Linked DNA regions of Homo sapiens: all the other regions are linked to region 1. The links are chromatin contacts, found by Hi-C or POLR2A ChIA-PET in ENCODE. All regions are on one chromosome and are shown on one strand. Each heading gives the region's core, a stretch centred on a gene start or an enhancer-like site at or near the end of the contact. The rest is flanking DNA. Distances are from core to core; before and after follow the strand shown.

Evidence for each region. Hi-C counts contacts between places; a loop is a spot of excess contacts on that map. ChIA-PET counts read pairs that join two places held with the same protein, here RNA polymerase II (POLR2A). Pooled maps may share reads with other maps.
Region 2: a pooled map shows a loop between it and region 1 (2.3-fold over the local background). The contact joins the enhancer-like site here to the promoter of EXOC7 in region 1. A Hi-C loop is called at or near these places in 1 of 168 maps with a recorded cell type or tissue (endothelial cell of hepatic sinusoid) and 5 of 50 pooled maps. POLR2A ChIA-PET finds 5 or more read pairs at or near these places in 11 of 52 experiments (Caco-2, GM12878, OCI-LY7 and 8 more).
Region 3: a loop to region 1 is called in a pooled map, with 2.2 times the contacts of the local background. The contact joins the enhancer-like site here to the promoter of EXOC7 in region 1. A Hi-C loop is called at or near these places in 1 of 168 maps with a recorded cell type or tissue (Ramos) and 3 of 50 pooled maps. POLR2A ChIA-PET finds 5 or more read pairs at or near these places in 13 of 52 experiments (CD4-positive, alpha-beta memory T cell, CD8-positive, alpha-beta memory T cell, GM12878 and 10 more).

What each region holds. Positions count from the first base shown.
Region 1 is chr17:76,102,154-76,106,010 of GRCh38, reverse strand. It overlaps EXOC7 (exocyst complex component 7), which reads left to right and starts at 2,224. Exons shown (of 19, transcript NM_001013839.4): 1 at 2,224-2,378; 2 at 2,585-2,650. The coding sequence starts at 2,319.
Region 2 is chr17:76,206,193-76,210,049 of GRCh38, reverse strand. The region is part of intron 2 of RNF157 (ring finger protein 157); the gene reads left to right. Among named protein-coding and RNA genes, the nearest start is that of RNF157, 32 kb to the left of the region's middle. Within about 2 kb of position 2,054, at least 3 of the 41 ENCODE cell types and tissues checked have a DNase peak (open chromatin) inside an H3K27ac peak, as active enhancers do; they include OCI-LY7, where a contact is called at or near this core.
Region 3 is chr17:75,995,302-75,999,158 of GRCh38, reverse strand. All of the region lies in intron 3 of TEN1 (TEN1 subunit of CST complex), which reads right to left. All of the region lies in intron 3 of TEN1-CDK3 (TEN1-CDK3 readthrough (NMD candidate)), which reads right to left. LOC124904061 (a long non-coding RNA gene) reads left to right here. Exons shown (of 2, transcript XR_007065911.1): 2 at 1-487. Among named protein-coding and RNA genes, the nearest start is that of CDK3, 3.6 kb to the left of the region's middle. RefSeq lists enhancers at 1,563-1,612, 1,783-1,862. Within about 2 kb of position 1,783, at least 21 of the 41 ENCODE cell types and tissues checked have a DNase peak (open chromatin) inside an H3K27ac peak, as active enhancers do; they include GM12878 and PC-9, where a contact is called at or near this core.

The DNA of each region.
Region 1 (3,857 bases), core at 975-3,474:
AAATGCAATGACATTGTACAGATTTGAAAATATTAGCTTCCTCACGCACATAAAGGATTCCCAAGACCTATGGAGCAAAAAAAAAACAAAATTTTTTTTTTGCTTGAGATGGAGTCTTGCTCTGTTGCCCAGGCTGGAGTGCAATGGCACCATCTCGGCTCACCGCAACCTTTGCCTCCTGGGTTCAAGCAATTCTGCCTCAGCCTCCCGAGTAGCTGGGACTACAGGTGCACACCACCACACCCAGCTAATTTTTGTATTTTTAGTAGAGATGGGGTTTCACTATGTTGGCCAGGCTGGTCTCGAACTCCTGACCTCGTGATCCACCCGCCTCGGCCTCCCAAAGTGCTGGGATTACAGGCATGAGCCACCACACCTGGCCGGAGCAAAATATTTATTATCAGTATTTTTATTAAGCATCTACTATGGGCCAGGAACTGTTTAGAGACTCAGGCCAAGCACGGTGGCTCACACCTGTAATCCCAGCACTTTGGGAGGCCGAGGCGGGCGGATCAACTGAGGTTGGGAGTTCAAGACTAGCCTGACCAACATGGAGAAACCCCATCTCTACTAAAAATACAAAATTAGCCAGGGTGGTGGCCCATGCCTGTAATCCCAGCTACTCGAGAGGCTGAGGCAGGAGAATCGCTTGAACCCGGGAGGCAGAAGTTGCAGTGAGGCGAGATCACGCCATTGCACTCGAGCCTGGGCAACACAGCAAGACTCCGTCTCAAGAAAAAAAAAAGAGAGAGAGAGAGAGACTCAGGTTAAATGCTGGACCAGGCCCTCAAAGGTAGTCCACCTGAGCCCAAAACACCCTCTCTACAGCGGCTAACTAGCCCCGCTACTCTATTCTGTGACATCTAACAGTTTAAACTTTCTCCTACTTAGCCCTTTGGACTACACAAGGACCATGTCAGCGAAATCATCCTGGGTATTTCCTGACACAGGAATCAGCCTTTTATCTCCCCCACCTACAACAGGATTGAAATTGTCCTCTTGCCTGAGGGAAGGCTGCCCATCCCTCTCCAGGCTCTGTGCACCCACTTCCTCCTCCTCCTCCTCTTCGGGTGACTATGGGTGGAGTGAGCGCTTGGGAACCCTAGAGCTTGGGTTCTTCCTTCTCTCCTTCTCTCCTTAGGCCGGGAGCAGGGGCTCACGCCTGTAATCTCAGGACTTTGGAAGGCCAAGGCGGGTGGATCACTTGAGGTCAGGAGTTCGAGACTAGCCTGGGCAACATGGCGAAACCCTGTCTCTACTAATAATACAAAAAAATTAGCCGGGCGTGTTGGCAGCCGCCTGTAATCCCAGCTACTCGGGACGCTGAGGCACGAGAATCACTTGAACCCGGGAGGCAGAGACTGCAATGAGCCAAGATCGTGCCACTTGCACTCCAGCCTGGGCGACAGAGTGAGACTCTCTCTCAAAAGAAAAGAAAGGAAAAAAAAAGCTTGGTGTCCCCCCTGCCCGCCCCAAACCTTCTCATCTACCAGCACATGCCTCCTTGTCTATCTTCCGGGTGTCTGGACACTGAGGCCACAGAAGGACTGAACCAAGCTGGTCGGCCTTGTCCTTTCTCAAGGCTGGGGGCCAGAGGCAGGGTGGGCAGGGACGGGTTAGAGGAAGGAGTAACTCGAGGTTTTGCAGGAGCTGGGTCTGCAACCACAACATCCAGCCCCGCAGGGAAGTTGATCCAGGGGCGCCCCCCACCCCGTCCCCTGGAGCTGCAGTTGGACGCTGGGTCTGGGCCTGGAGCTCCGGAGCAGCCCCGCCAGCCCACAGGATACGTTTTTGCGTAATGCAGGGTGGAAGGCGGAAACAAGTACACAAGCCCCTGGTTCATTACATGGACACACGTTAGGCATCTACTGTGTCACCTGCTCCGTGCGGGGCTTTGTGGGAAACGCAATTGGCCTTGGTGCCTGCCCATAGAATGCGACCTGGGGAAAGGAATTCGTCGCCTTCCCCAGCAGTCTTTATCAAAAGGGTCGGTCTTTCAACGAAAACAGCAAGTGAGCTCTAAGTGTCCTGCCAGCCGCGGGACATAAGGCCGATCGAAAACCTCTGCTGAGGCAAGGAACCCGCGTCGAGGTCCCTTGCAGCATCCGAATACACTTCTCTTCCCAGCCACGCTCAAAATGGCCGTCGGTCCGTTCTTGGGCTCCGCGCAGGCGCACTTCAGCCTGCGATTCCCAACATGGCTCCGCCCAGGCGTCCCGGGGCGGGACCAAGAGCGGAAGTGGGTGTGACGGGGACGGGGGCCCGGTGGGCCCGCGGAGGAAAGATACTGGGGAGTGGGAGCCGCGGGGTTCAGAGCGATGATTCCCCCACAGGAGGCATCCGCTCGACGGCGGGAGATTGAGGACAAGCTGAAGCAGGTGGGCGTGGGCCTGGGGAGGCTGGGGAGGAGGTGAGGGAAAGGGGCCAACAGCGGGGCCTGATTGTCTACTCATGGAGGAGGCAGGGGTGGGAGGGAGCGCACCCAGCGAGGAGATGGGGTTGGGGGCTAGGCCGTGGGGTTGGGACGCAGTGGTCTCCTTTAGCTTCTGGTTTCTGGTGATGTCCTCCCCTTGCCTGCCCCCAGGAGGAGGAGACTCTGTCCTTCATCCGAGACAGCCTGGAGAAGAGCGACCAGCTCACTAAGAACATGGTGAGTCTCCCCGCAGCTGGGGGAGAGGGCAGGCCTCCGGACCCTGGGGGAGAGCCTTGCGACCTGGCGGTTCCGGTTCCTGCGGCCTGGAGTTCTGGAATGGGCAGCGACGGAGGCAGTGTGTGGGTTTATCTAGCAACAGTTTGGCATCTCTCCTGCCTAGCCCCCTCCCCATGTTCCGTACCCTCACTGAGGAGGCTGCACTTCCCACTGGCCTGGACTTGCTGCTTTCTGTCTAAGCTCGCCATTCTTCCTTCTCTCCTTCTGCAAACACTCAGTGAGTCTGACCAGTTGGGCTAGGTACTGGGCATATGTCATTGTCAGTGGACTCTCTGCCCAGGAGGTTGGCACTTTGAGATTCCTGAGGGCAGAGAAGACTCAGCCTTCACTCCAGAGGACTTTAGGGAAAGAAAGAGCTCTAAAGTCAGGCAGATCTGGGATCTAGTCCTTGCCCTTCTGCTTAAATGTGCGGCTCCTGATAGGTAACTGGTGTCAGCGAATTCATCTGCTAAAACAGAGACTGTGCCAGCCTCCCAGTGTGTCTGTGAAGGTCATATGCGCTAATGCATGCGACTGCATCTTGCACAGTGCCTGGTATACAATAGGTGCTCAATAAGTGAGTTTCCTTCTTTATTCCTAGGGGAGACTGGAAAAGCACAAAGTGAGTAAATACAAACTTGTATTTGCATTTAGTCACACAATAATAAAGTCCTAGTCCTTTTCTAAAAATTTTAATTTTTAAATTTTTTTTTTTAGAGGCAGAGTCTGGCTGTGTTGTGCAGGCTAGAGTGCAGTGGCATGACTGTAGCTCACTGCAGTCTCTAACTCCTGGGCTCAGGCAGTCCTCCTGCCTCGGCCTCCTAGCAGCTGGGACTGTAGGCACACACCACCACGCCTTGCTAATTGTGTGTGTGTGTGTGTGTGTGTGTGTGTGTGTGTGTGTCTGTGTGTGTAGACAGGGTCTCACTGTGTTGTCCAGGCTTGTCTTGAACTCCTAGTCTCAAGCTAACCTCCCGCCTCAGCCTCCCAAATTCTGGGTATTACAGGCATGAACCATCACGCCCAGCCTCTAGTCCTTATTCAATGAGTTTCATCCTTAGAGAGGGTTTTGAAGATACAGCAATGCATTTGAGGCTACTCTGTATGAAACTACTTCCAGTCCGGTTTAGGAATGCTTCAGAGAGAACAGAAGTTGAGATTTGGCTTC
Region 2 (3,857 bases), core at 805-3,304, 100 kb before region 1:
ACGGTGACTCATGTCTGTAATCCCAGCACTCTGGGAGGCCGAGGCGGGCGGATCACAAGGTCAAGAGATCGAGACCATCCTGACCAATGTGGTGAAACCCCATCTCTACTAAAAATACAAAAATTAGCTGGGCGTGGTGGTGTGAGCCTGTAGTCCCAGCTACTCAGGAGGCTGAGGCAGGAGAATCGCTTGAACCCAGGAGGCGGAGGTTGCAGTAAGCCAAGATCATTCCACTGCACTCCAGCCTGGGCGACAGAGTGAGACTCCGTCTCAAAAAAACAAAAACAAAAATGAAAGTAGCCGTTTCTTCTATTAATAACATGGACTTGATGTTTGCATCTGTTTCTGTCTTTTTCCTTTCATCTGATGTAAAGATAGTTTATATATTTTTAAAAAAATTTTGGCCTTTTCAGTCCATAAAGATGATATAAAAATAAGTAAATCAGGGATGTCCAATCTTTTGGGTTCCCTGGGCCACATTGGAAGAAGAAGAATTGTCACATTGGGCCACACACGGAATACACTAGCAGTAACGATAGCTGATGAGCTAAAAAAGAAAAAAAAAAACGCAAAAAAATCTTACAATGTTTTAAGAAAGTTTACGAGTTTCTGTTGGGCCACATTAAAAGCCATCTACCCCTGGGCCGCAGGTTGGACAAGCTTGAAGTAAATGCTGCTTTAGGTTCAACTTGAAGTTTATGCTGGCTGGCAGACTTTTCCTAAGTTTGCCTATGCCGACCTATGAATGACTGAGCTCTTTCTGAAATGCTAGGTAGCAGCCTTAACCTTAAAGTTGAGGCTTTTTCCCAAAGAAGATCAAGCTGGGCACAGTGGCATGTGCCTGTGGTCCCAGCTACTCAGGAGGCTGAGGCTGAGATGGGAGGATCACCTGAGCCCAGGAGAATTCGAGTCCAGTTTGAGCAATATAGCAAGACCTCCATCTTAATCAATCAATCAATAAATGCCACTTAAAAAAAAAAAGAACATCAACATTGGAGTTTTTGTTGTTGCTTTTATGTAGTAATCATTAAGTATGCTTAATGTTACACATAGCAAATGAATTTTTTTTTTTTTTTGAGGCAGAGTCTCACTCTGTCACCCAAGCTGGAGTGCAGTGGCACGATCTTGGCTTACTGCAGCCACAGTCTCCTAGGCTCAAGTGATTCTCCTGCCTCAGCCTCCTGACTAGCTGGGATTACAGGTGCCTGCCACCACACCTGGCTAATTTTTGTGTTTTTTTAGTAGAGATGGGGTTTCACCATGTTGGACAGGTTGGTCTTGAACTCCTGATCTCAGGTGATCTGCCCATCTCGGCCTCCCAAAGTGCTGGGATTACAGGTGTGAGCCACCGCGCTGGCAAATGTTTTTAAAAGACATAATTTTATATTAGGAAAGCAAATCAGAGTAACTTCATATAGCTGCATAAAAATGTAGTATAGAGAATAAATGCCACATGTTTCTCTTTTTCTTTTCCCCACAGGTTATTTGATAATAATAATGATGGCTAACATTTGAACACCTAGTTTTTGCCAGGGCTGATTGTTCTAAGCTTTTCATCTGTGTTGTCTCATTTTGTCCTCACATCATGATGAAAAAGGTCCTCATTCAACAGGTGAAGAACATGTGGCACAGAGAGTTTAAAGACTGCACAGCCTGTAAGGGATCAGGATTGGAACCTAACAGTCTGGCTCCAGAGCCTGAACCATGCTGCCATTTTTGCTAATTAGGCCAGGTGTACTCAGAAACTCTGCCCACATCCTGTTTGTGAGTCCATTGTGTAGATCTTCAAGTGCAATTTCTGAAATATTGGTATCTGAAAGTGGAATGAGGCCAGCACAGTGGCTCATGCCTGTAGTCCCAGCTGCTCAGGAGGCCGAGGCCTATAGATCTCTTGAGCCTAGAAATTGAAAACCAGCCTGGGCAACATAGCGAGACCCTCATCTCTACAAAATATAAAATGATAAAAATTAGCCAGGCGTGGTGGTGCATGCCTCTAGTCCCAGCTACTCAGGAGACTGAGGTGGGAGGATCACTTGAGCCCAGGATGCCAAGGCTTCAGTGAGCTATGATCACTGCAGCCTGGGCAACAGAGCAAGAACCTGTCTCAATAAATAAATAAATAAAAGTAGACGAGTGGCAGTGATATGTTCTCTTGGAGCGCCTCTTCAGAGTTCGTATTCCATGTGTAATTCCATCTGCTGAGCTGACCTCTGGGTTTTGCCATTACTGCACAACATGCTTGTTTAGGGGAAGGCTCAGAGATTGAAGATTGACATGTAGCTTGAGTTCTAAACAGCTGACTTCCACTCTCTAGCAAAAGATCTTGGGTGTCAGCACATGAGTGTTAGGTTACAGGGGAGCAAGAAAGAGAACAACCTTTTAAAGCCATCCAGCAGCATGCGGCAAGAACGACTCCTCTTTGCAGAGAGAGTGAATATGGGCAGTGAAATATGTTAAAATGAATTGTTATATTAAGCTATAAATGCCATAGACTTCCTGGCTTGTGCAATTCCCTGTCATTTCTGAATGAGCAGACTAAAAAGTTTGTCATTTGACTGAGCTGTACTTCGCACCACAGATCTACCACTTAGGATAATCCATCAAAGCCAATTTTTTTTTTTCCCCTAGAGATAGGGACTTGCCCTGTCACCCAGGCTGGAGTGCAGTGGCGTGATCATTGCTCACTGCAGCCTCAAACTCTTGGGCTTAAATGATCTGCCTGCCTCAGTCTCCTGAGTAGCTGGGAATAAAGGTGCATGCTACTACACTGGGCTAATTTTTAAAATTTTTTTTGTAGAGACAGGGTCTTTCTTGCTTTATTGCCCAGGCTGATCTCAATCTCCTAGCTTCAAGCAGTCCTCCTGCCTCAGCCTTCCAAAGTGTTGGGATTGCAGGTGTGAGCCACCAAGCCCGGCCCAAAGCCAAATTTATTATCAAGTCTTAAGGGTCAGATTTAAAGAAACTAGAGTGTGTGTATATACAGAAAGATGGTGGAAGAAAGTTGGAATCTAGATTTCAAGTTTTATTTATATCTTACCATTAAACTCTTTGTAACCTTGGCAAACGTATCACTCAGGTGCTCAGATTACCTGCTTGTAGCATGGAGGTAGTTCTGACTTTAGAATAATGTAATGCTTGGAAGATTCCTTGTAATTGCTGGACAAAAAGCAGCATGCAGCAATGTTAGCTATACTTGCTACCTTTCCAGTTGGTTATTTCTACAGCTACTTGTCATTCTAGGTAGGGTTCTTCACTGTTTTCTTTGTTTGTTTTTTGAGACAAAGGTTCACTCTTGTTGCCCAGGCTGGAGTGAGCCGATTGCAGTGAGCCGAGATCCCAAGATCACGCCATTGCAGTCCAGCCTGGGCAACAAGAGCGAACCACCATGCCCAGGTAATTTTTTGTATTTTTAGTAGAGACAGGGTTTCACTATGTTGTTCCAGGCTGGTCTCGAACTCCTGACCTCAGGCAATCCACCCACCTCGGCCTCCCAAAGTGCTAGGTGGCATGAGCCACCTTGGCCGGCCTCTTCACTGGTTTTTAAATACTGTCTTAAGTAGTAAACTGGGCTTCTGAAGGTCTTTCTGCTCTGGTCCCTTATATAAAGGAACTAAGGTATCTGTGAATCAGTTACAAAATGTTAAATAAAGACCATCCCTTCCCTTCCTAGGTGGCAGAAGAGCTGGTGTTGCTTTTCTGCTCCTTTATTGAGTTAGATCTTGTTTTGTTGGGATAATTACTGCCCAACTCTAAGTTATTAGAGGCTTAGAAATTAGTCAAGTAATGCCTTGACTCCTTCCTGGCCTTTTTTTTCCTTTTGAGACAAGGTCTTGCCCTGTTGCCCAAGCTGAGGTACA
Region 3 (3,857 bases), core at 534-3,033, 110 kb after region 1:
GCCCAGGCTGGTTTCAAACTCCTGGGGTCAAGTGATCTGCCCGCCTCGGCCTCCCAACATGCATGGATTATAGGCGTGAGCCACTGTGCATTGCTGACATTTTTTTTTTCTTTCTTTTTTCCCCAGTCATAGCTTGCAAGAGAAAAAAAAAAGTTAAAAAAATTTTTTGCACTCATGCTCTTTCTGCTCTCTGAGCACTTTAATAAATAGATTTCCGAGATGGGTGGATCACCTGAGGTCAGGAGTTCATGACCAGCTTGGCCAACACGGCAAAACCCCGTCTCTACTAAAAATACAAAAATTAGCCAGGTGTGGTAGCTGGCACCTGTAAACCCAGCTACTCGGGAGGCTGAGGCAGGAGAATCGCTTGAACCTGGGAGGCAGACGTTGCAGTGAGCCGAGATCAAGCCACTGCACTCCAGCCTGGGCAACAGAGTGAGACTCTGTCTCAAAATAAGTAAATAAATAGATTCAATGTTCTAGGCTATTACATTGTTTTCTTTTGACGCTGTTTGAGATAAAGGCTCTGCCTGCCCTTTCCTCTAGTCTAGGTCATTTATAGCACAGCCTGAGGGCAGAATTCAGGGTGTCATCCTGCCTAGCTGTCTATACAGGCTACCCTTAGGCAATGAACTCATTTGAAACATGAGGTTGCCTGTGTGTCTCAGCTTCTGTTAGCCCCAGTGCTGACACAGGTCAGAGAGGAATCGGGGCGTGGCGCGGTGGCTCCCAACACTGTAATCCCAACACTTTGGGAGGGCAAGACAAGCAGATCACTTGAGGCCAGGAGCTCAAGACCAGCCTGGCCAACAAGCGAAAACCCTGTCTCTACTAAAAATACAAAAGTTACCCAGGCCCGACTACTTGGGAGGCTGAGGCACGAGAATCACTTGAACCGGGGAGGTGGATGTCGCAGTGAGCCAAGATTGCGCCACTGCACTCCAGCCTGGGAAACAGAATGAGACTCTGTCTCAAAAAAAAAAAAAAAAGGAAAAAAAAAGGAAAAAGGCCAGGCGCAGTGGCTCACATCTGTAATCCCAGCACTCTGGGAGGCTGACGCAGGCGGATCACCTGAGGTCAGGAGCTGAAGACCAGCCTGGCCAACATGGTGAAACCCTGTCTCTACTAAAAAGACAAAAATTAGCTGGGTGTGGTGGCGGGCACCTGTAATCCCAGCTACTAGGGAGGCTGAGGCAGAATCGCTTGAACCCAGGAAGCAGAGGTTGCAGTAAGCAGAGATCGTGCCACTGCACTCCCAGCCTGGGTGACAGAGCGAGACTCCATCTCAGGAAAAAAAAAAAAAGATTAAGAACCTGGAGCAAAGAAGAAGGGCCTGGGTTATAAAAAGCAGTCAGAATGCAGTGGGGTGAGGCCTGGGAAGAGGAAGGGGTTATACGGAGCACAGATGTTCTTTTAGGAGGTTTGTCTGCAAAGGGAGGGAAGGTCATGGGCAGGTAGGTCAGACTCTAGTGTAGAAGATGACTTCTTGTCATTGAGACTATTATTTCCATATAGAGGAGGCTTGAACACCTTATATGTGGACAGGGAAGAACTGTGGTAACCCCTTAGGTAGGAGGGACCCCGCTTCCTCTTAGACTAGAGGAAGGAGCTAACGGTGGCCGTTTCAGTGTCTGATGGTCGGTGGCCGTTTCAGTGTCTGATGGTAGGAGGAAGAACGGCTGCCTGTGGCCTCGATTCTAGCTGGCTCATAAAGCAATAAGCCGGGAGGGACAGGGGAGGAGAGGAAGTGGGTTCTTGTGAGGCAGGGGAATTTCTGGACTAGCTGTGGTGGCGCCGGGGAGGGGGGTGTGGCCAGGACACAGGAAGGATTTCTAGGCAGAGCAGGGGAATGCCAGTGAGCCCCTGAAATCATTGAGCTCCAAATCCTTGGAGTTCTGTGATCTTTCTGCACTCAACAGTTGGCAGAACCAGGAGGGTGGAGGCTGGGGTCTTGGGGCAGGAGTGAAGCTGCCAGGAAAGTGGCTGAAATGGTAGTGAGGCCCAACGGGGAAGAGAGATGGGGGAGAAAGCCCGGGAGTCCTGAGTCCACAGGTCCTGATAGGGCAAGAGGGACGCAGCAGAAGTAGAAGGGAGAGTGGATGGCATGCAATTTCAGGAAAACAAGTCCAAGGTGCAGCAGCAGGCGTGGGAGGTGGAATTGGGGCAGAGGTGCACAGTGGTGGAACTGGTTGGCAGCAGGGAGACAGGGAGGGATGTGTGATGCTGACACACCCGAGGAGCCGGGGAAACTCCGGCCCTGCTCCAGACTCTGTGGGTGTGTGGTTTGGGGAGAAAGGTTTGGGCAAGTCCCAGAGCTGTAAGGATGCTCGAAGAGGGAGGTGCACAGGGGACACACAGGAAGGTTTCCCTCCCTCCCTTTCTCTTCTCTTTTCTCTTTCTTTTCTTTTCTTTCTTTTTCTTTCTTTCTCTCTCTCTTTTTTTTTTTTTTTTTGACAGGGTCTCACTCTGTCACCCAGGCTGCAGTACAGTGGTACAGTCTCAGCTCACTGCAATCTCTGCCTCCCTGGCTCAAGTGATCCTCCCACCTCAGCCTCCCCAGTAGCTGGGACTACAGGCATGTGTGCAACAACGCACCCTGCTAATTTTTGCATTTTTTGTAGAGACGGGGTTTCACCATGTTACCCAGGCTGGTTATTATTATTATTTTTTTTTGAGATGGAGTTTTGCTCTTGTCACCCAGGCTGGAGTGCAATGGTGTGATCTCAGCTCACTGCAACCTCCGCCTCCCAGTTTCAAGCGATTCTCCTGCCTTGGCCTCCTGAATAGCTGGGATTACAGGCATGTGCCACCACGCTCAGCTAATTTCGTATTTTTTGTAGAGACAGGGTTTCACCATGTTGGTCAGGCCGGTCTCGAACTCCTGACCTCAAGTGATCCACCCACCTCGGCCTCCCAAAGTGCTGGGATTACAGGCGTGAGCCACCACACCCGGCCGTCCAGGCTGGTCTTGAACTCCTGGACTCAAGTAATCCACCAGCCTCAGCCTCCCAAAAGTTCTGAGATTACAGGCATGAGCCACTGTGCCCAGCCTCTTTTCTTTTTCTTTAGAAACAGGGTCTCATTTTGTCACCCAGGTTGGAGTGCAGTGGCATGATCATAGCTCACTGCAGCATCGAACTCCTGCCTCAAGCCATCCTCCTGCCTCAGCCTCCCAAGTAGCTGGGACTACAAGCACAAGCCACCACACCCCACTAATATTTTCATTTTTGTAGAGATGGCGTCTCTCTGCGTTGCCCAGGTTGGTCTCAAACTCCTGGGTTCAAGTGATCCTCCCACCTCAGCCTCCGAACATGCTAGATTAGTGAGCTCCTGAGCCCAGCCACACAAGGAAGGTTTCTGAGGGCAAAGTGCAGGGGTGCAGTGAGAGAAAAGCAGAAGGCAGAGGATGCATGGCAAGGGCTTGTGGGCAGCTGCTTGCTGTTTGCTGTGGTCCAGTGCCCTTCAGCCTGGGCATGCTCCGAGGGCCTCTGGAGTAGGCCTGGGAAAGGCTGTGCCCCACACCTTAGTTCCAGAACAGGGGGCCCTCGGGCCTTTGGATGGCGCCAGCGGGTGTCAGGTCCATGGGTTTTATCACACACCAGCATGTCTTCACCTGTTGGTCTTCTTAGCTAGCTCTTAGGCAAACATTTGAGAAGGGTGACCTCTCACCTGTCCTCAGTACTGTCAGTCTGGCCACAGGGCAGGATTCACATCTGATCAACCTTTGTGTCCCCATAGAGCTTTGGGCCTGGCACAGGAAGGTTTATGGTTTTATTTCTACTTATTTATTATTTTGTAGAGACAGGCTCTTGCTACATTTCCCAGGCTGGTCTTGAACTCCTGGGCTCAAGCGATCC